2 separate regions of the Homo sapiens genome follow, and region 2 is linked to region 1. A link is a loop called in an ENCODE intact Hi-C map of the cell type or tissue named here. Cell type or tissue: B cell. All regions are shown on one strand. Each heading gives the region's core, and the rest is flanking DNA. Links, peaks and the distances in the headings are about the cores only.

Region 1 (9,704 bases), core at 637-8,636:
CAAGACCAGGTTGTGCAACATGGCGAATCCCCATGGCTACAAAAAATACAAAAATTAGCCAGGTGTGGTGGCACACACTTGTAATCCCAACTACTGGGGAGGCTGAGGTAAGAGGATCACCTGAGCCCAGGAGGTAGAAGCTACAGTGAGCCATGATTGCAACACTGCACTCCAGCTTGGGTGACAGAGTGAGAACCTGTCTCAAAAAAAAAGAAAAAAAGTGTGTACCTCTCAAAGTCATTGAGGGGATTAAATGAACTAATAGAGCAGTGGTATTTCTTCTTCTTTTTTTTTTTGAGATGGAGTCTGCCCTCCAGGCTGGAGTGCAGTGGCGCGATCTCGGCTCACTGCAACCTCTGCCTCCTGGGTTCAAGCGATTTTCCTGCCTCAGCCTCCTGAGTAGCTGGGACTACAGGCGCGGGCCACCACGCCCAGCTAATTTTTGTATATTTAGTAGAGACGGGTTTTCGCCATGTTGGCCAGGATGGTCTCGATCTTTTGACCTTGTGATCCACCTACCTCGGCCTCCTAAAGTGCTGGGATTACAGGCGTGAGCCGAATAGTGGCATTTCTTCTGTTCCCCAATGCCCTGTAACCGAGTTGTTTCCTTGCAATCAGTGTCATCTGCCTTGGCTGTGGTGTAGACCCTGAAAATTAAGGGATCATGGGAAAGCCTGGGGGCAGTGTGTTCCCAGAAGCAGTAGCAAGCGCAAAAGCCCCAAGGCAGGAGTGAGCTTAGTATATCTGAGGTACAGCAGGAAGTCCACCTGGAGCCAGGCAGCTGACTAAGACTCAGGAGCTCAGCTCAACGGCACGAGTGTTCATAACAGATGTGAAAATAACCCTGTACCTTTCAGAGAACAAAGGACTTTCCCCAAGCTTTGATCTCTGGAAAAACCCCAGACCATGATTACATTTGAGGCTCAGTGTCCACAGTTGCACAGGAATGAAGCTTAGAATTCAGGTCTTCTAGCTCTCTAGGGCCCATGCGTCAAGGTCAAGAAACTTACTTTCACTCAAATATTTATTAAACTCCTGGCCAGGCGCAGTGGCTCACACCTGTAATCCCAGCACTTTGGGAGGCCAAGGTTGGCTAATCACTTGAGGTCAGGAGTTGGAGGCCAGCCTGGCCAGCATGGCAAAACCCCATCTCTACTAAAAATACAAAAATTAGCCGGGCATGGTGGCGGGCGCCTGTAATCCCAGCTACTCAGGAGGCTGAGGCACAAGAATCGCTTGAACCTAGGAGGCAGAGGTTGTAGTGAGCTGAGATTGGGTCACTGCACTCCAGCCTGGGTGACAAGAGCGAAACTCCATCTCAAAAAAACAAAACAAAAAATTCTGATGGTGCATGCCATTGGTGCTGAGCCCTGGGGAAGACCCAGCCCCTGCCTTCAAACATTTCACCTGCTAGAGAGGAATTAGACCTCAAAACATATTCTTCAAGAGCCAAGTGGAAAGTGTAGGAACTGAAGCTGAGAAGAGGCACTTAAGCTAAGGGGAGAAGGAGTGGAGAAGGGTGAGGGACAGCTTCCCACAGGAGGCGATGATGTTTGTGCATCTTTTTGGGGGTACTTACTATGTGCTAGGCATGGTGCTTGGTAGAAAGGACACAGTGGGAAGCAAAGAAGAGACTGAATGTAATGGTCTGCTAGGGCTGTGTAACAAAATATCACAGACTAGGGGGCTTAAACAACAGACATTTATTTCTCACAGTTCTGGAGACTGGAAGTCCAAAGTCAAGGTGCCAGCAGGGTTGGTTTGTCCTGAGGCATTTGTCCTTGGTTTGTAGAAGGCCACCTTTTCACTGTGACCTCATATGGCCTTCCCTCCGTGTGTGTGCACTCCTGGTGTCTCTTTCTATAAGGACATCAGGGATCAGGGCCCCACCCTTATGACCTCACTTAACCTAAGTTCCCTTCTTTATTTTCTTTTTCTTTATTTTATTTTATTTTTGAGACAGAGCCCTGTTTTGTCACCCAGGCTGCAGTGCAGTGGCAGGATCTTGGCTCGCTACAACCTCCATCTCCTGGGTTCAAATGATGCTGTTTTGGCCTTCCAAGTAGCTGGATTTAGAGGTGCCTGCCACCACGCCTATCTAAGTTTTGTATTTTTAGTGAAGGCCGGGTTTCACCATGTTGGCCAGGCTGCTCTCAAACTCCTGACCTCAAGTGATTTGCCTGCTTTGGCCTCCCAAAGTGCTGGGATTACAGGTGTGAGCCACTGTCCTGGCCAGTTTACTTTCTTAAAGTATCTGTCTTGGGCTGGGCGTGGTGGCTTACACCTATAATCCCAGCACTTTGGGAGGCTGAGGTGGGAGAATCACTTGAGGCCAGGAGCTCGAGACCAGCCTGTCCATCATGGTGAAACCCTGTCTCTACAAAAAGTACAAAAATTAGCCAGGTGTGGTGGCGCACGCCTGTAATCCCAGCTACTTGGGAAGCTGAGGCAGAAAATCACTTGAGCCCAGGAGGTGGAGGTTGTAGTAAGCTGAGATTGCACCACTGCACTCCAGACTGGGCAACAGAGCAAGACTCTTGTCTCAAAAAAAAAAAGGCTGGGTGTGGGGGCTCATGCCTGTAATCTGAACACTTTGGGAGGCCGAGGTTGGCGGATCACGAGGTCAGGAGATCAAGACCATCCTGGCTAACACGCTGAAACCCCGTCTCTACTAAAAACACAAAAAATTAGCTGGGCGTGGTGGCGGGTGCCTGTAGTCCCAGCTACTTGGGAGGCTGAGGCAGGAGAATTGCGTGAACCCAGGAGGTGGAGCTTGCAGTGAGCTGAGATCGCACCATTGCACTCCAGCCTGGGACACAGAGCGAGACTCCATCTCAAAAAAAAAAAAAAAAAAAAGTTAACTGATGTACCCTGAACCAGAGTTGTTTTTAGACAACAAATATTGCTTGTCTTGACTCTGGGTACAGATATATATATATGTATCTTTTCTTTTTTTTTTTTTTGAGACAGGGCCTTGTTCTGTTGCCCAGGCTCCTGGCCTCAAACAATCCTCACATCTCAGCCTCCCAAAGTGTCCTCAATTTTCTGAATGGATTTTTATGAGAGGAACTTTAATACCAGGGATCCTATTTTGGTCATTTTGTCCAGCAGGGCTGGGAGCAGCTCTTCAAAAAGACCATTTTCTTGTCCCTTTACCTTCCCTGTTTTGCATGATTCTGTTTCCATTTGTAGAGGATCTGAGAAGGCAGCTGATTCTGTGAGAAACAATGATTCTACTTCATGTTTTAAATAGATCTGTTGGGTTAAGTGACAAGTCCCTAGCTAGACTCAAGAAGGCACTGGAGAGCTATGGTCCTGCCACTGTACTCCAGCCTGGGCGACACGGTGCGATTCTCATTTTCTCTCTCTCTCTCTCTCAGACAAAGTCTCCCCCTATTGCCCAGGCTGGAGTCCAGTGGTGCTACCATAGCTCACTGCAGCCTCGAACTCCTGGGCTCAAGTGATCCTCCTGTCTTGGCCTCCCAAAGTGAGGGATTACAGGTGGGATTACAGGTGTGAGTCACTGTGCCTGGCTGAGACCCCGTCTTTTAAAAGAAAGGGGAAGGGGGAGGAGAAGGGGTAGGAAGAAGGAGGAGGAGGAGGAAGAAGGCGGAGGAGGAAAGAGGAGGAGAAAGAGAAAAAAGGAGGAGGGAAGAGGAGGAGGGTGAAGGAAGGAGAAGGAAGAAGGAGGAGAAAGGAAGAGGGATGAAAGAAAAGAGGAGGGAGGAAGAGGAAGAGGGAGGAGGAGGAGGAAGGAAGAGGAGGAGGGAGAAGGAGGAGGGAGGAGGAGGGAGGAGGAGGAGGGAGAAGGAGGAGAGGGTGGCAGTGGAGGTCACTCCCTATAATGTGGAGCATAGCAGCCACCTGCTGGTCACAGCGCAGTAGGAAGAACACAAAGCCCTGGAGTGAGGCAGAGGGGCCCTGGCTCCTCAGTGGCTCTCCAGCGCCCTCTATTGACAAAGCCTAACCTGGCACCAGATGACAAATGGAACTGAGAGGTAATAAATTGATAACCCACAGGTAAGTGATGGGGCCCCTGCTATTAATAAAAACAACAGTAATAATAACGACTACCATGGAATTCTCAGTGCTGTCTGTGTCATTTATCCCGGAATCGCTGGTGAAGGTTGATGGGGAGGGGGGATTGTGGTCCATTTGCCTCCAGGGTCGGCTCACCCTTCCCTAGGCTCAGGCTTAGGGTCTGAGCCTGCTCTGGGCAAGCACCCTCTCCCTCCTCCCAGACCAGACCCTATAGATGGAGCTGACTCCATCCCTGCTCCAAGGGCAGGCGTGTGCCCCGGAATCTGCACTTTCCCCAGCCCCACACGTGATGGCACAGCACAGTGTCAAACCTAGACAATGAAAAACATTCCAGAGGGGGCACCAGGCCCTCTCACCGTTTTTTGCTTTGTTTTGTTTTGTTTTTGTTTTTTGAGATGGAGTCTTGCTCTGCCACCCAGGCTGGAGTGCAGTGGCACGATCTTGGCTCACTACAACATCCACCTCCCAGGTTCAAGTGATTCTTCTATCTCAGCCTCCTGAGTAGCTTGGATTACAGGCACATGCCACCACATCTAGCTAATTTTTGTATTTTTAGTAGAAACAGGGTTTCGCCATGTTAGCCAGGCTGGTCTCGAACTCCTGACCTCAGGTGATCTGCCTGCCTCAGCCTCCCAAAGTGCTGGGATTACAAGTGTGAACCACCATGCCCAGTCATCTTTTTTTTTTTTTTTTTTTTGAGACTGTTATCTGGGCTGACAGAGTCAGTGGTGCCATCTTGGCTCACTTCAGCGACGACTGCCATACTCAAGTGATCCTCCTGCCTAAGCTTCCTGAGCAGCTGTGATGCAGGTGCTTGCCACCATGGCCAGCGATTTTTAAAAATTTTTTTATTGTTTTGTAGAGACAGGGTCTCACTATGTAGCCTAGGCTGGTCTCGAACTCCTCAAGCGTTCCTCCCGCCTTGGCCTCCTAAAGTGCTGGGATTACAGGCGTAAGCCACCGCGCCCCCCCGCCCGGCTAGGTTTTTGTTTTGTCTTTCATTCTTTTATTTTTCTCCTTAGCACTTATTAGCCTCTAACATGTGTTTTTCTTATTGGTTTTATCTATTTTCCCCTCTAGAAGGTAAGCTTTATTTATTTATTTATTAAGCTCTTTTAAATCTGGGAAGAGTTCCTGTAAGCTTTATTATCTGATTCCCAGGAAGCTTGTAGCCATTTTTCTAACACCAGCCAAGGACGCGGGGACCAGAGAGGAGGAATTGGTGGGCGTGGGACACCTGAGGAAAGGGCAGGGGTGTGTGTTTTTACGTTTTAGTTAAAAAAAAAAAAAAAGAACCAACTTGCCCTCATGGAAGGAGTGTAAGCAAAAGTGGATGTAGTCAGAGGCATGTGCCTGGCTTGATTGCTATATAACACAGTTTCTTATTTCCATTCTGTGATCTCAGATGGTGAGAGAGAGAGCTTGGCTCAGTGGAGCAAGAGAGAGAAAGAGATACCTGGAGAGGTGGCAAGGGGCCAAGCCACACGGGCCCTCAGTGCGAGGTGAGGAGGGCGCTGGAGAGCCGTGGAGGGTTAGAGGCTGAGGAGGGATGCAGTCACCTGGGGTGTGGGGGGAACAGCCATCAAATGGCTGCCTGTCCCTCAAGGGGTCCGGGCCCTGACATAGCCCTGACCTCTTTGCTCCCCTCTTACCCACAGGAGCCGGCCTCTGAGTTTGGGGGCTGGGGCGGACAAACCTGTCCTGCAGGCAGGCCCGCCTGGGTGAGGCCACGCTGCTGCCGGTCTGACTGAGCCACACTCTGCAGGTATATGGTAGGATGGAGCCCGAAAGCCAAGTGGCAGATGTGGGTCAGAGATGGCGGCCTACCTACCTGACTGCCCAGAGGTCAGAGGTCAGGTCAAACCCCGGCCTCCCATCTAGCAAGTCCTGGCCTATTATTATTATTATTGAGACGGGGTCTTGCTATTGCCCAGGCTGGAATGCAGTGGCACCATCACAGCTCACTACAGCCCCTACCTCCTGGGTTCAAGCGATCTTCCCACCTCAGCCTCCCGACTAGCGGTTACTACAAGTGCGCACCACTATGGCCAGCTAATTTTTAAATTTTTTGGAGAGATGAGGTCTCACTATGTTGGCCAGGCTGGTCTGGAAATCCTGGCCTCAAGCAATCCTCCTGCCTCAGCTCCCAAAATGCTGGGATTACAGGCGTGAGCCACTGTGCCCAGCCCTGACCTGTCTTACTGAGAGGTGACAGCGTGCTGGCAGTCCTCACAGCCCTCGCTCGCTCTCGGCGCCTCCTTTGCCTGGGCTCCCACTTTGGCAGCACTTGAGGAACCTTCAGCCCGCTGCTGCACTGTGGAAGCCCCTTTCTGGGCTGGCCAAGGCCGGAGCCGGCTCCCTCAGCTTGCGGGGAGGTGTGGAGGGAGAGGCGCAGGCGGGAACCGGGGCTGCGCGCGGTGCTTGCGGGCCAGCGCCGAGTTCCGGGTGGGCGTGGGCCCGGTGGACCCCGCGCTCAGAGCGGCCGGCCGGCCCCGCCGGCCCCGGGCAGTGAGGGGCTTAGCACCTGGGCCAGCAGCTGCTGTGCTCAATTTCTCGCCGGGCCTTAGCTGCCTTCCCGCGGGGCAGGGCTTGGGACCTGCAGACCGCCATGCCTGAGCCTCCCCTCTCCCCGTACCCCGTGGGCTCCTGTGCGGCCTGAGCCTCCCCGACGAGCGCCGCCCCTGCTCCACGGCACCTAGTCCCATCGACCACCCAAGGGCTGAGGAGTGCGGGCGCACGGCGTGGGACTGGCAGGCAGCTCCACCTGCAGCCCCAGTGCGGGATCCACTGGGTGAAGCCAGCTGGGCTCCTGAGTCTGGTGGGGAGGTGGAGAACCTTTATGTCTAGCTCAGGGATTGTAAATACACCAATCGGCACTCTGTATCTAGCTCAAGGTTTGTAAACACACCAATCAGCATCCTGTGTCTAGCTCAGGGTTTGTGAATGCACCAATCGACACTCTGTATCCAGCTACTCTGGTGGGGACTTGGAGAACCTTTGTGTGGACACTCTGTATCTAGCTAATCTAGTGGGGACATGGAGAACCTTTGTGTCTAGCTCAGGGATTGTAAACGCACCAATCAGCACCCTGTCAAAACAGACCACTCGGCTCTCTGTAAAATGGACCAATCAGCAGGATGTGGGTGGGGCCAGATAAGAGAATAAAAGAAGGTTGCCCGAGTCAGCCGCGGCAACCCGCTGGGGTTCCCTTCCGTGCTGTGGTAGCTTTGTTCTTTTGCTCTTTGCTATAAATCCTGCTGCTGCTCACTCTTTGGGTGCATACTGCCTTCATGAGCAGTAACACTCACCGCGAAGGTCTGCAGCTTCACTCCTGCCTGAGCCGGCGAGACCAGGAACCCACCAGAAGGAAGAAACTCCGGACACATCCGAACATCGGAAGGAACAAACTCCAAACACGCCACCTTAAGAGCTGTAACACTCACCGCGAGGGTCCGCGGCTTCATTCTTGAAGTCAGTGAGACCAATAACCCACCAATTCCGGACACCTTAACTGCTCAGATAAAGTTTGAAAATATTTAGTAGGATAATTCTCTTCTCAATGTACATTTTATGTCCAGCAGGGACATTTTAACTAAGATATATTTCTTGATTTTTTGTTAGAGGACAAAGGCAATAGTCATCATAAAATATTTGCAAAATACCAAAATGTCCAAGGAATGAAGTAAAGATCCCCTGCAAATGTGTCCTCTTCCTCAATAACCTTTGGAAGACTTTCTTTTAAAAAAAATGCAAACATGCACATATTTATATTTTTATCAGGGAAGGAATCATACTTGGCATGCTACATTGTAATCTGTTTTTCTCATGTCACAATTTCCCAAGCATTTTTTTCATGCCATTAAATTCTTTTGCAGGGTTTTTTTTTTTTTTTTTTTTTTTGAGACAGTCTCGCTCTGTCGGCCAGGCTGGAGTCCAGTGGAATGATGTCAGCTCACTGCAACCTCCGCCTCCCGGGTTCAAGGGATTTTCGTGCCTCAGCTCCTGGGTAGTTGGGATTACAGGTGTGCACCACTACACCCGGCTAATTTTTTTGTACTTTTAGTATAGACGGGGTTTCACCATGTTGGCCAGGCTGGTGTCGAACTCCTGACCTCAGGTAATCCTCCTGCCTTGGCCTCCCAAAGTGCTGGGATTACAGGCGTGAGCCACTGCGCCTGGTCAGCAGTGTGGTTTTTAAAGGAAAAAACTAGCTAGGCACAATGGCTCATGCCTATAATCCCAGCACTTTGAGAAGTCGAAGTAGGAGAATCACTTGAGCCTTAGGAGTTTGAGATCAGCCTGGGCAATACAGCAAAATTCCGTCTCTACAAAAAATTTAAAAATTAGCCAGTTATAGTGTTATGCACCTGTAGTCCCAGCTACTTGGCAGGCTGAAGCAGGAGGATCGCTTGAGTCTGGGGGGTTGAGGCTGCAGTGAGCCATGATCCTGCCATTGCACTCCACCCTGAGTGACAGAATGGGACTCTGTCTTAAAAAAATATATAGCCGGGCGCGGTGGCTCACGCCTGTAATCCCAGCACTTTGGGAGGCCGAGGTGGGTGGATCATGAGGTCAGGAGTTTGAGACCAGCTTGAACAACATAGTGAAACCCCATCTCTACTAAAAATACAAAAACTTAGCTGGGCGTGGTGGCGGGTGCCTGTAATCCCAACTACTTGGGAGGCTAAGGCAGGAGAATCACTTGAACCCGGGAGGTGGAGGTTGCAGTGAGCCGAGATGGCACTACTGCACTCCAGTCTGGGCAACAGTGCAAGGCTCCATCTCAAAAAATAAATAATAATAATAAAGGAAAAAAACTGATTTTATGCATATCAATTGGCATAAACTCCACAAACATTCTTTTGTTTTGTTTTGTTTTGTTTTGTTTTTGAGACGTAGTCTTGCTCTGTTGCCCAGGTTGGAGTGCAGTGGCACGATTTTGGCTCACTGCAACCTCCACCTCCTGGATTCAAGGGATTCTCCTGCCTCAGCCTCCTGTGCAGCTAGGACTACAGGCACATGCTACCACGTCCAGCTAATTTTTGTATTTTTAGTAGGGACGGGGTTTCACCATATTGGCCAGGCTGGTTTTGAACTCCTGACCTTGTGATCCACCCGCCTGGGCTGCCCAAAGTGCTGGGATTAGAGGCATGAGCCACTGCACCCGGCCTCCACAAACATTCTTTAAAGATCCTCAGCCAGAAACATATTCACGCTAACATATGCTGAGTTCATGGGCTCATCATCTCACAGTAAAAGCACCAAGCATTTTCTTTTCTTTTCTTTTTGAGATGGAGTTTTGCTCTTATTGCCCAGGCTGGAGTGCAATGGCACAATCTCAGCTCACCACAACCTCCGCCTCCCGGGTTCAAGCCATGCTCCTGCCTCAGCCTCCCAAGTAGCTGAGATTACAGGCGCACACCACCATGCCTGGCTAATTTTTGTATTTTTAGTAGAGACGGGGTTTCACCATGTTGGTTAGGCTGGTTTCGAACTCCTGACCTCATGATCCGCCCGCCTCGGCCTCCCAAAGTGCTGGGATTACAGGCATGAGCCACCATGCCCGGCCGCACCAAGCATTTTCAAGTGTGACTTTTTTTTTCTTTTTTTTTTTTTTTTGAGATGGAGTCTTGATCTGTTGCCCAGGCTGGAGTGCAGTGGTG
Region 2 (9,704 bases), core at 1,683-9,682, 190 kb before region 1:
CAGCGTGGGAGGCAGCAAGACACTGTCTCTAAAGTAAGTAAATAAATAATAATAATAAAATAAAAAATACAGAAGAACTTAATTGGGATCATCTTATAGTCAATTGTGTGACATAGTTTATATTTTGCCTTTTTTTTCCTTTTGTGGTACCTAAAATAATGCTATTTTTTATCACTGATGGCATCTGAGGTTTTGTTGACATATAAGATGTATATCTCAATTTGTATTGTTATGGAGTGCATGTTTGTGTCCCTCTAAAATTCATTTGTTGAAACCATAAGCCCCAGTGGGGTAGTATTTGAAGATGGGCCTTTGGGAGGTAGTTAGGTCATGAGGGTGGAGCCCTCATGAATGGGACTAATGTCCTTGTTAGAAGAGATGGGAGAGTCCGGGCGTGGTGGCTCATGCCTGTAATCCCAGCACTTTGGGAGGCCGAGGCGGGTGGATCATCTGAGGTCTGGAGTTCGAGACCAGCCTGACCAACATGGAGAAACCCCGTCTCTACTAAAAAATACATATTAGCCAGGCATGGTGGTGCATGCCTGTAATCCCAGCTACTCAGGAGGCTGAGGCAGGAGAATCACTTGAACCTGGGAGGTGGAGATTGCGGTGACCCGAGATCATGCCATTGCACTCCATCCTGGGCAACAAGAGTGAAACTCCATCTCAAAAAAAAAAAAAAAAGAAGGAGACAGGAGAGAGCTTGCTTCTCTGCTCTCTACTCTCTGCCATATGAAGATGCAGTAAGAGGATGGCCATCTTGGGCAGGGCACACTGGCTCACACCTGTAATCCCAGCATTTTGGGAGGCCAGGATGGGAGGATAGCTTGAGCTCAGGAGTTTGAGAACAGCGTGGGCAGCATGGTGAAATCCTGTCTCTACTCAAAAAAAACAAAATAGCCAGGTGTAGTGGTGCACACCTGTGGTCCCAGCTACTCGAGAGAGTAAGGCAGGAGAATTGCCTCAGCCTGGGAGATCAAGGCTGCAGTGAGCTGTGATTGCACCAGTGCACTCCAGCCAGGTGACAGAACAAGACCTTGTCAAAAAACAAAACAAAACAAACCATCTGCAAACCAGGAAGAGAGTCCTCCAGACTTTGGAGCTGCTGGCACCTTGATCTTGGACTTCTCAGCCTCTAGCACTTGTGAGAAATAAATGTGTGTTGTTTAAGCCACCCAGCTCATGGTATTCTTAGCCCAGACTAAGATGCATATCAATACACACATGTGCACACACCCACCCCACTAACATGATAAAATGTCCCTCAGAAACTTTGTGTGTTTTTTTTTTTTTTTTTTTTTAAATAAGAACAGGGTCTCACTCTTGCTCAGGCTGGAGTACAGTGGTGCAATGTCAGCTCACTGCAGCCTCCACCTCCTGCCTGGACTCAAGAGATCCTTCTGCCTCAGCCTCTTGAGAAGCTAGGACCACAGGTGTATGCCACCACACCCAGCTAATTTTTTCGTTTCTATTTTTGTAGATACAGGGTCTCACTATGTTGCCCAGGCTGGTCTCGAACTCCTGGGCTCAAGGGATACTCCCACCTCGGCCTCCCAAAGTGCTGGGATTACATGCATGAGCTTCTGCACCTGTCCATATATTATTATTATTATTATTATTTTGAGACCGGGTCTCAATCTGTCTTCTTTGGCTCTCTACAGCCTCGACCTCTTAGGCTCAAACAATTCTCCCACTTCAGCCTCCCGAGTAGCTGGAACTACAGGCACTCATCACCATGCCTGACTAATTTTTTTTTTGTAAAGACTGTGTCTCACTATGTTGCCCAGACTGGTCTTGAGCTCCTAGACTCAAGCGATCCTTCCACCTCAGTCTCACAAATTGCTGGGATTACAGGCATGAGCCACGCACATGGTAGAAACTGAATTATTATAAGAAAAATTGGCCGGACCCGGTGGCTCACGCCTGTAATCCCAACACTTTGGAAGGCCAAGGCAGGTGGATCATTTGAGGTCAGGAGTTTAAGACCAGCCTGGCCAACATGGTGAAACCCCGTCTCTATTAAAAATACAAAAATTAGCCAGGCATGGTGGCGGGCGCCTGTAATCCCAGTTACTCGGGAGGCTGAGGTGGGAGAACCATTTGAACCTGGGAAGTGGAGGTTGCTATGAGCCAAGATCACACCACTGCACTCCAGCCTGACAAGACTCTGTCTCAAAAACCCAAAACCAAAACAAAACAAAACAAAAAAACAGTATTACCAAGATCATCTTCAGTGGGAAAAGAATGACTTAGGAGTGCAAGAACATCAGATAAATAACAGCAAAATTATTTTTCCTGCTGGAATTTGAATAACAACATTTTAAAATTAAATACTCTAAGTATTACCATTAAACTTTACTTTACACACTGACCCTATTGAGCAAAACCGCCTTACTTTTCCTGTTTCACCTGCTTGGAGCTCCTTACCTGTTGTTAGCCTGTTGATCACTCTTGGTTGTGAAAATACAAAGGCGGCTTTCAACCCCTGTGGTGCCTGTGGCGTTAGTGATAGATTTCCACTGGGCTCATCCGAGTATAACCAAAGATATAACCGGTATCAGAGTGATGGTGCAAACTGAGTTCTCTACAGAGACTGGCATTGCATCCAACTTGCACCATGAAGCGTCTTCTCCTAACATCTACCAGGTGTATATTCAATATACACGACCTATATTTACAGTTATATATTATGAAGAACCACAGCTAGCTCATAGGCCCTTTGGGAGAATTAGAAATAGATGCTCCCTCCCCAAACCATCTGTCAGAAAATCATGCAAGATACTGACATTAGAACATGACACTTTACTGCCATCTCCTGGGAAGCTGTGGTAAAAAAGCAAATCTACAAAGTCTGGGAGGTGAATGGTATCACTTGGATTTTATTTATTTATTTATTTATTTATTTATTTATTTATTTTTTATTTTTATTTTTATTTTTAGACAGGGTCCCTCTATGTTGCCCAGGCTGAAGCGCAGTGGCTATTCACAGGTGCTATCCCACTACTGATCAGCATGAGAGTGTTGACCTATGTTTCCTAGGTCGGTTCCCATTCCCAGGAGGTCATCATATTGATGCCAAACTTAGTGTGGACACCCAAGTGGCACAGTGCACTCCAGTCCAGAAGCCCTGGGCTCAAGCAATCCTCTTGCCTCAGCCTCCCGGGTAGCTGGGACTAGAGCAGCGTGCCACTGTGCCCAGCCACGTGGAATTTTGAAGCGCACAATCGGAGCACCATATTGGACAACCTTGGAGTATTAAACAGGTTAGCAAAGTGGCCAGGAGAGTGGATGCTGGAGCCAGGCTTCTTGGATTGAATTCTTAGCTCTGACTTTTCCTGGATGATGACATAGAGCATGTGATGTAACGACTCTCAGCCTCAGTTCCTAATCTATAGATAGGAATAGTCATAATACTGACTCCATTAGATGGAAATGTGAACTCCGAATATCTGAGTCAGGTCTCAATTAATTCAGAAAGTTTATTTTGCCAAGGTTGAGGATATGCACCCATGACACAGCCTTAGAAGGTCCTGACGACATGTGCCCAAGGTGTTCGGGGTACAACTTGGTTTTATACATTTCAGGGAGATATGAGACATCAATCAACATATGTTAAGATGTACATTGGTTCTGTCTGGAAAGGCAGGACAACACAAAGCAGGGAGGGGGCTTCCAGGTCACAGGTAGGTGAGAGACAAATGGTTGCATCCTTTTGAGTTTCTGGTTAGCTTTTCCAAAGGAGGCAATCAGAATATGCCTCTCTCAGTGAGTACAGGGATGACCTTGAATAGAAAGGGAGGCAGGTTTGCCCTAAGCAGTTCCCAGCTTGACTTTTCCCTTTAACTTAGTGATTTGGGGCCCCCAGGATTTATTTTCCTTTCACAGGAGTAATGGTTAAGTGTGCCAGTGCATGTAAAGCCCTCAGAGTAGTGCCTGGCACAGGGTGAACACCATATGAGTGTTTGCTACCTTAATACTTTAAAATTTATTTAACAAATACTTGCTAAGTGGCAGGTGCAGTTATAACAGCTCCACGAATATTAACCCTTTAAATCCTCCTAACCCTCTTGGGACAGATAACTGTATATGTAGAGGGCTAACCCGAGCCAGCATAATGGGACATGTGAGGGTATAAATTCCAATACTGGGCACAGTGCTGCACGCCTGTAATCCCAGCTACTCAGGAGGCTGAGGTGGGAGGATCACTTGAGGCCAGGACTTGGAGAGCAGCCTGGGCAACATAGCAAGACCCCATCTCTAAATTTTTTTTTTTTTGAGATGGAGTTTCGCTCTTGTTGCTCAGGCTGGAGTGCAGTGGCGCAATCTTGGCTCACTGCAACCTCCGCCTCCTGGGTTCAAGCGATTCTTCTGCCTCAGCCCCCAAGTAGCTGGGATTACAGGCATACGCCACCAGGCCCGGCTAATTTTGTATTTTTAGTAGAGATAGGGTTTCATCATGTTGGCCAGGCTGGTCTCGAACTCCTGACCTCAGGTGATCCGCCCGCCTCAGCCTCCCAAAGTGCTGAGATTACAGGCGTGAGCCACCGCACCTGGCCTAAAATTTTTTTAAAAAAATTATCCGGGGGTGGCGGTACGTGCCTATAGTTCCAGCTACTCGGGAGGCTGAGGCAGGAGGGTCACTTAAGCCCAAGAGTTGGAAGCTGCAGTAAGCTATGATTGCACCACTGCACTCCAGCCTAAGTGACAGTGTTAGACCCTGTCTTAAAAAAAGGGAGGTGGGGAAAGAAAAGAAAGAAAAAGAAATTCTTCTGCATTTATACGGGCAGTAGGGGGAGAAAATAAAACGAAGTTCAGTAGGCACGTGCAGATATCATATATCCCTTTCTGGGACACGTGACTGGAATTTCCACACTCCAGGAGGGTTTCTATAGACTCCCCGAGAAGGAATGAAGACTTTGGGGAATGGGAACGGTGGTTCACGATTCATAATCTCTTACAGGACTCTCGAAGATTGGGGTGGGCGCTGCATGTGATTGTGTGTGAGGCTGAACAGATGGCAGGGGAAACTCGCTGGAGCCCAGCCTCCTTGGGGTCCACACTGGTACCCAACTGACAGTTGGAAGGCGCGGCCAGTTCAGCACCGCGGACAGCTCCAGGACAGGCGCCTATCCCTGGCCTCTGAGCCCCGCCCCCGGCGCGCCAGCCCTTCCCGCAGGACCCGCCCAGATTTAAAGCTCCGTCATCCCGTTTAAAGAGGCCAAGGCGGCCTGGGCGGCGATGACACCGCGTCCAGCTGTGGTTACAGACTAATTCTCCCACAGAGACTCAGACTGGCCTGGTAGGGAAGAGGACTTTATTGGGATGTTAGTAGGGAAACATGAGAGGGTGAATTCCAGGGAATAGACACTAGGACCAAGGTGGCGGTCACCTTAAAGAGCCATAAATAAACTTAAAAAATAAATTAAGGTGAGGAGGTGCCACGTGGGGAGGCTGCTGGGACTATCTGGGAATTCTTAGGGATGGAATTTTGGAATTGGAAAGGGGAAATAAGAATTTCCAGCCGTCTCACAAAAGGGTGTGAAATGATCACTTCAAGACTCCCTGCTGCCCTAGGCTGGGAGTTGGGGTTCTGGGGCTCCAGGAAGAGGGGAGGTCTGGGCTCGGCTGAAGGGGTGAAGGGGGCCGGGTCAGGGTCGTTCCTCCAGGAAGCGGTAAGTGGGGTTCTCATAGCCGTGCCGCTGCAGTTCGCGGAGCTGCTGCTCCTCCAGGGTCAGCATGGGGTCCACCTGCAACGAGCAGGGGAGGGAAAGGACAGTGTGGTGCGGGGGCGGGACTGCCCGCAAGTCTCTCAGGCCGCCCACACCCGGGCTCAGGAACTCTTCCCACACCTCCACCACGCCATGGTTCTCACCTCCACCACGCCATGGCTGATAGCCCCGTAGGGCTTCTTCCTGCGCAGGAGCAGCATGGAGAGGACGATGAGGGAGCCTCCGCCCGCTCCCATGATCAGCAGACCCGACACAGCCTCACGGGACACCCCTGTCCCAGCTGGTGCCTGCAGGGAGAGGAGATGGGGCAGAGGGCTTCTTTGAGGGTCCTGTGTGGCTTTGGGAATCACAGCCTGGCCGCTGACCTCTGGTCTCTTCCCCTAGGTACCCGGCTGTTCCTCCTCTTACCAGCTCATCCCTCTGAATCTCCGATGAGTGGAAAGGGAAACCCCTTGGAACAGACGCATTCACCTGGGGGAGCAGGAGGTGTCAGGAACCCAGAAGCCTGGCACTGGCTTCTTCCTACCCAAGGGCCCAAGAGAGCGTCCCCCAGCCCTCTCATTTTCTAGGATCTCAATTCCACGTCCTCAGCTCCCTCTTCCCTCAGGACAAGGAATCCAAGCCCCCAGCATCTCCTCCCTCGTACCCAGCCATATAGGCCCCGATCTTGTTCCCCTTAGGGAGCCCACAGTTCTGACTAACTTACCTTTCGCTCATACTGTTCCAGCGGGTTCATCTTCTCTTTCTCAGGGGATGCAGCATCTTGTTCTGTGGACCCTACCCCCAAGTCTGATCTCATTCTTTTTTTTTTTCTTTAGACAGAGTCTCACTCTGTCACCCAGGCTGGAGTGCAGTGGCATGATCTCAGCTCACTGCAGCCTCAACTTCCTGGGCTCCAGTGATCCTTCTACGTCAGCCTCCTGAGCAGCTGGGACTACAGACATGCCCCACCACACCCAGGTAATTTTTAAATTATTTGTAGGTACAGGGTCTCATTATGTTGCCCAGGCTGGTCTAGAACTCGTGGCCTCAAGGGATCCTCCTGCCTCAGCCTCTGAAAGTGCTAGGATTACGGGTGTGAGTCACCAGCGCCTGGCCCTATCTCATTCTTTAGGGTCCAGAGGAGGGGGCTGGAAAGTACATCAAACTCTACCCCAGGGGGTCTGAGGTTCCCAATGGATGGACCCTGTTTCCTTCTGGGTTCAGGGATTCAGTGGGATTTGGAGGCTGGGGTTAACTGTGAGACACTCACCTTTTGGAAGGGTCATGGGGGTGTCTGCTGGCAGCCAGAGGAAGCAAGGGAGTGGAACAGTGAAGAGAGGAGGGTATCAGCAAAGAAAGGTGGAGAAACATCCTTCCAGGGACTAAGAAGGAGGATTGGGGATCCTACAGAGGCCCCTGCAACCTTAGACGTTCCTCCTCATCCTCTCCCAGTCACTGTGGTGGTGAAGACACCCTCAGACTCTAGGGGATTACAAATTAGGCTGGGGCCTGTTCCCTAATGTCTGGGGTCATCTATATGTGGGCTCACTCACCATCCTTGGAATCTGGAGGCTGCAGCCCACCCTTGTCCTCGCTGCTGCCCCCAGGGGCAGGGGCTTCCAATTCACTGGGACCCAGGTGTTCAGAGTGGAGGAGTTCCTCTGAGGGGGACATGCAGAAAGGTGGCTGAGGTAGTGAGCATAGGGGTGAGTGGAGGGCACCCTACCAGTAGAGCAAGTGGGAGATCATGCAGACAGCAGAGTCAGCCCCAAGTGTGGGGTAGCCAGAAGTGTGATCTGAGAAAGTGGGAAGCTGGATGGAGGCACTGCTGGCAGGAAGGATGGAGGCTGAAGTTTCAAGATTATGTTTTTTTTTTGTTTTTTTTTTTTTGAGACAGAGTCTCACTCTTGTTGCCCAGCTGGAGTGCAATGATGCGATCTCAGCTCACTGCAACCTCCACCTCCCGGGTTCAAGCAATTCTCTTGCCTCAGCCTCCTAAGTAGCTGGGATTACAGGCAAGCGACATCATGCCCGGCTGATTTTTGTATTTTTAGTAAAGACGGGGTTTCACCATGTTGGCCAGGCTGGTCTCGAACTCCTGACCTCAAGTGATCCACCCGCCTCGGCCTCCTAAAGTGCTGGGATTATAGGCGTGAGCCACCGCGCCTCAAGATGATAGCTTTCTTAAATACTAGGAGAATCAGGGTTATGTGTGAGATATCCAGGAGAAAGACACAATAGATGTGGGGGCTGCAATAGGTCACACTTTCCGGTATGCATATAGGTTCCTTCCCTTGAATCTGGACTGAATTTGTAACTTGCTTTAACAAATAGAATGTGGGCCCAAGCCTTAAGACCTAGCAACTTCCACTGTGATGTCTTAGAGAGCATAAACCACCATGTAGGGAATCTAGCTACCCTGCTGATGAGACCACATGGAGAAGCTCCACGGAGAAGAGAGGCCTTGCGCTTCCTTGGAGAGAGAGAAAGGTCCATTTGTGCTAGACTCCCAGCCCCTAGATGATCTGCTAGCTAAATACAGCTGCATGCTTGACCACTGGCAAGACCACTGAAAGAACCACTCTGCTGAGCGCAGACCGGATGGCAGAATCATGAACAAAGAAAAATCATTGTTGATTTTCACTGCTAAGGTCTGGGCTGTTTGTTATAGAGGAATAAATGAAATTGGGGGGGCCCAACATTTAGGAGTCAAGATCTGCCCTCAGAGATCTGTAATGGGAGCCAGGGTAATAGACACTCACGGATTTGGGGCCGCAGCTCCTGAGCCAGGTGGGGGTTCTGGTCAAGCAGGCCCAGGCTCTGATTCACCCTCTCCTCAATCACTTGAAGGTGGGTATGCACCTGTGGGTGAGTGGACATGAAGGATGAACTGCGCAATGCAGGCTGGAGATGAGGAAACTGAAGCAGTATGAAGGAGGAATTCAATAGCGACTGAGGAAAAGCGGCACATGCAATGGACAGGATGTGTGGTACAAGGGTTAGGAACTGGGCCATAGGAGAAGGAAATTGAAGAATAAAGTCCAAGGAACAGAAAGTGGGGTTTGAGGGGATTCCAGAGACAGAGATTGAGGATTGGAGGGTCATATAGAAATGACATGGTTCAAGGCAAGATTTGGAGTTCAAGAGCACAGAATGGAGTTTCATAGACAGGAAGAAAACATCCAGGAAAGGGGAATTCAAATTTGAGCGCACAGAACAGGGGTTCCAGGGAAAACAAGTGAAGTTATGGAGAAAGGAGGTTGAGGGACAGGAAGAGGGTTCAAGGAACAAGAAGGAGATTCTCGACCGGGCGCGGTGGCTCATGCCTGTAATCCCAGCACTTTGGGAGGCCGAGGTAGGCAGATCACCTGAGGTCAGGAGTTTGAGACTAGCCTGGGCAACATGGCAAAACCCTGTCTCTGCTAAAAATATTAGATTGGTGCAAGTTATTGGGGTTTCTGGCCGGGCATGGTGGCTCACGCCTGTAATCCCAGCACTTTGGGAGGCCGAGGTGGGCAGATCACCTGAGGTCAGGAGTTCGAGACCAGCCTGGGCAACATGGCAAAACCCTGTCTCTGCTAAAAATATTAGATTGGTGCAAAAGTTATTGGGGTTTCTGGCTGGGCATGGTGGCTCACGCCTGTAATCCCAGCACTTTGGGAGGCCAAGGCAGGCAGATCACCTGAGGTCAGGAGTTCAAGACCAGCCTGGCCAACATGCTGAAACCCGTGTCTACCAAAAATACAAAAATTAGCTGGGGCCGGGCGTGGTGGCTCACACCTGTAATCCGAGTACTTTAGGAGGCCAAGGGTGGATCACCTGAGGTCGAGTTCAAGACCAGCCTGACCAGTATGGTGAAACCCTGTCTCTACTAAAAATACAAAAATCAGCCAGATGTGGTGACACCCGCCTGTAGTCCCAGCTACTCAGGAGGCTGAGGCAGGAGAATAGCTTGAACCCAGTAGGCGGAGGTTGCAGTGAGCCCAGATCATG

The links. Hi-C counts contacts between places; a loop is a spot of excess contacts. Peaks named below come from ENCODE experiments on the same cell type or tissue, not always from the same donor. Only the 100,000 strongest peaks of a DNase experiment are listed, where the experiment ranks them.
Region 2: a loop joins it to region 1, with 26 times the contacts of the local background. A loop is called at or near these places in 11 of 110 quality-filtered maps.

The regions. Positions count from the first base shown.
Region 1 is chr19:35,688,163-35,697,866 of GRCh38, reverse strand. No RefSeq gene overlaps it. Among named protein-coding and RNA genes, the nearest start is that of ZBTB32, 12 kb to the left of the region's middle. In B cell, for the core only: CTCF peaks have their summits at 3,736 and 3,939 (motif pointing left); a DNase peak (open chromatin) is centred at 3,926.
Region 2 is chr19:35,875,386-35,885,089 of GRCh38, reverse strand. APLP1 (amyloid beta precursor like protein 1) reads right to left here. Exons shown (of 17, transcript NM_001024807.3): 11 at 8,474-8,573; 12 at 7,265-7,372; 13 at 6,982-7,008; 14 at 6,436-6,506; 15 at 6,138-6,200; 16 at 5,873-6,016; 17 at 5,298-5,747. The coding sequence ends at 5,649. LOC124904705 (a long non-coding RNA gene) reads left to right here and starts at 2,965. Exons shown (of 2, transcript XR_007067245.1): 1 at 2,965-3,263; 2 at 4,961-5,426. It also overlaps the pseudogene RN7SL402P. In B cell, for the core only: CTCF peaks have their summits at 2,641 and 2,840 (motif pointing left); DNase peaks (open chromatin) are centred at 1,749, 2,669, 3,319, 5,099 and 3 weaker places; H3K27me3 peaks cover 3,631 bases.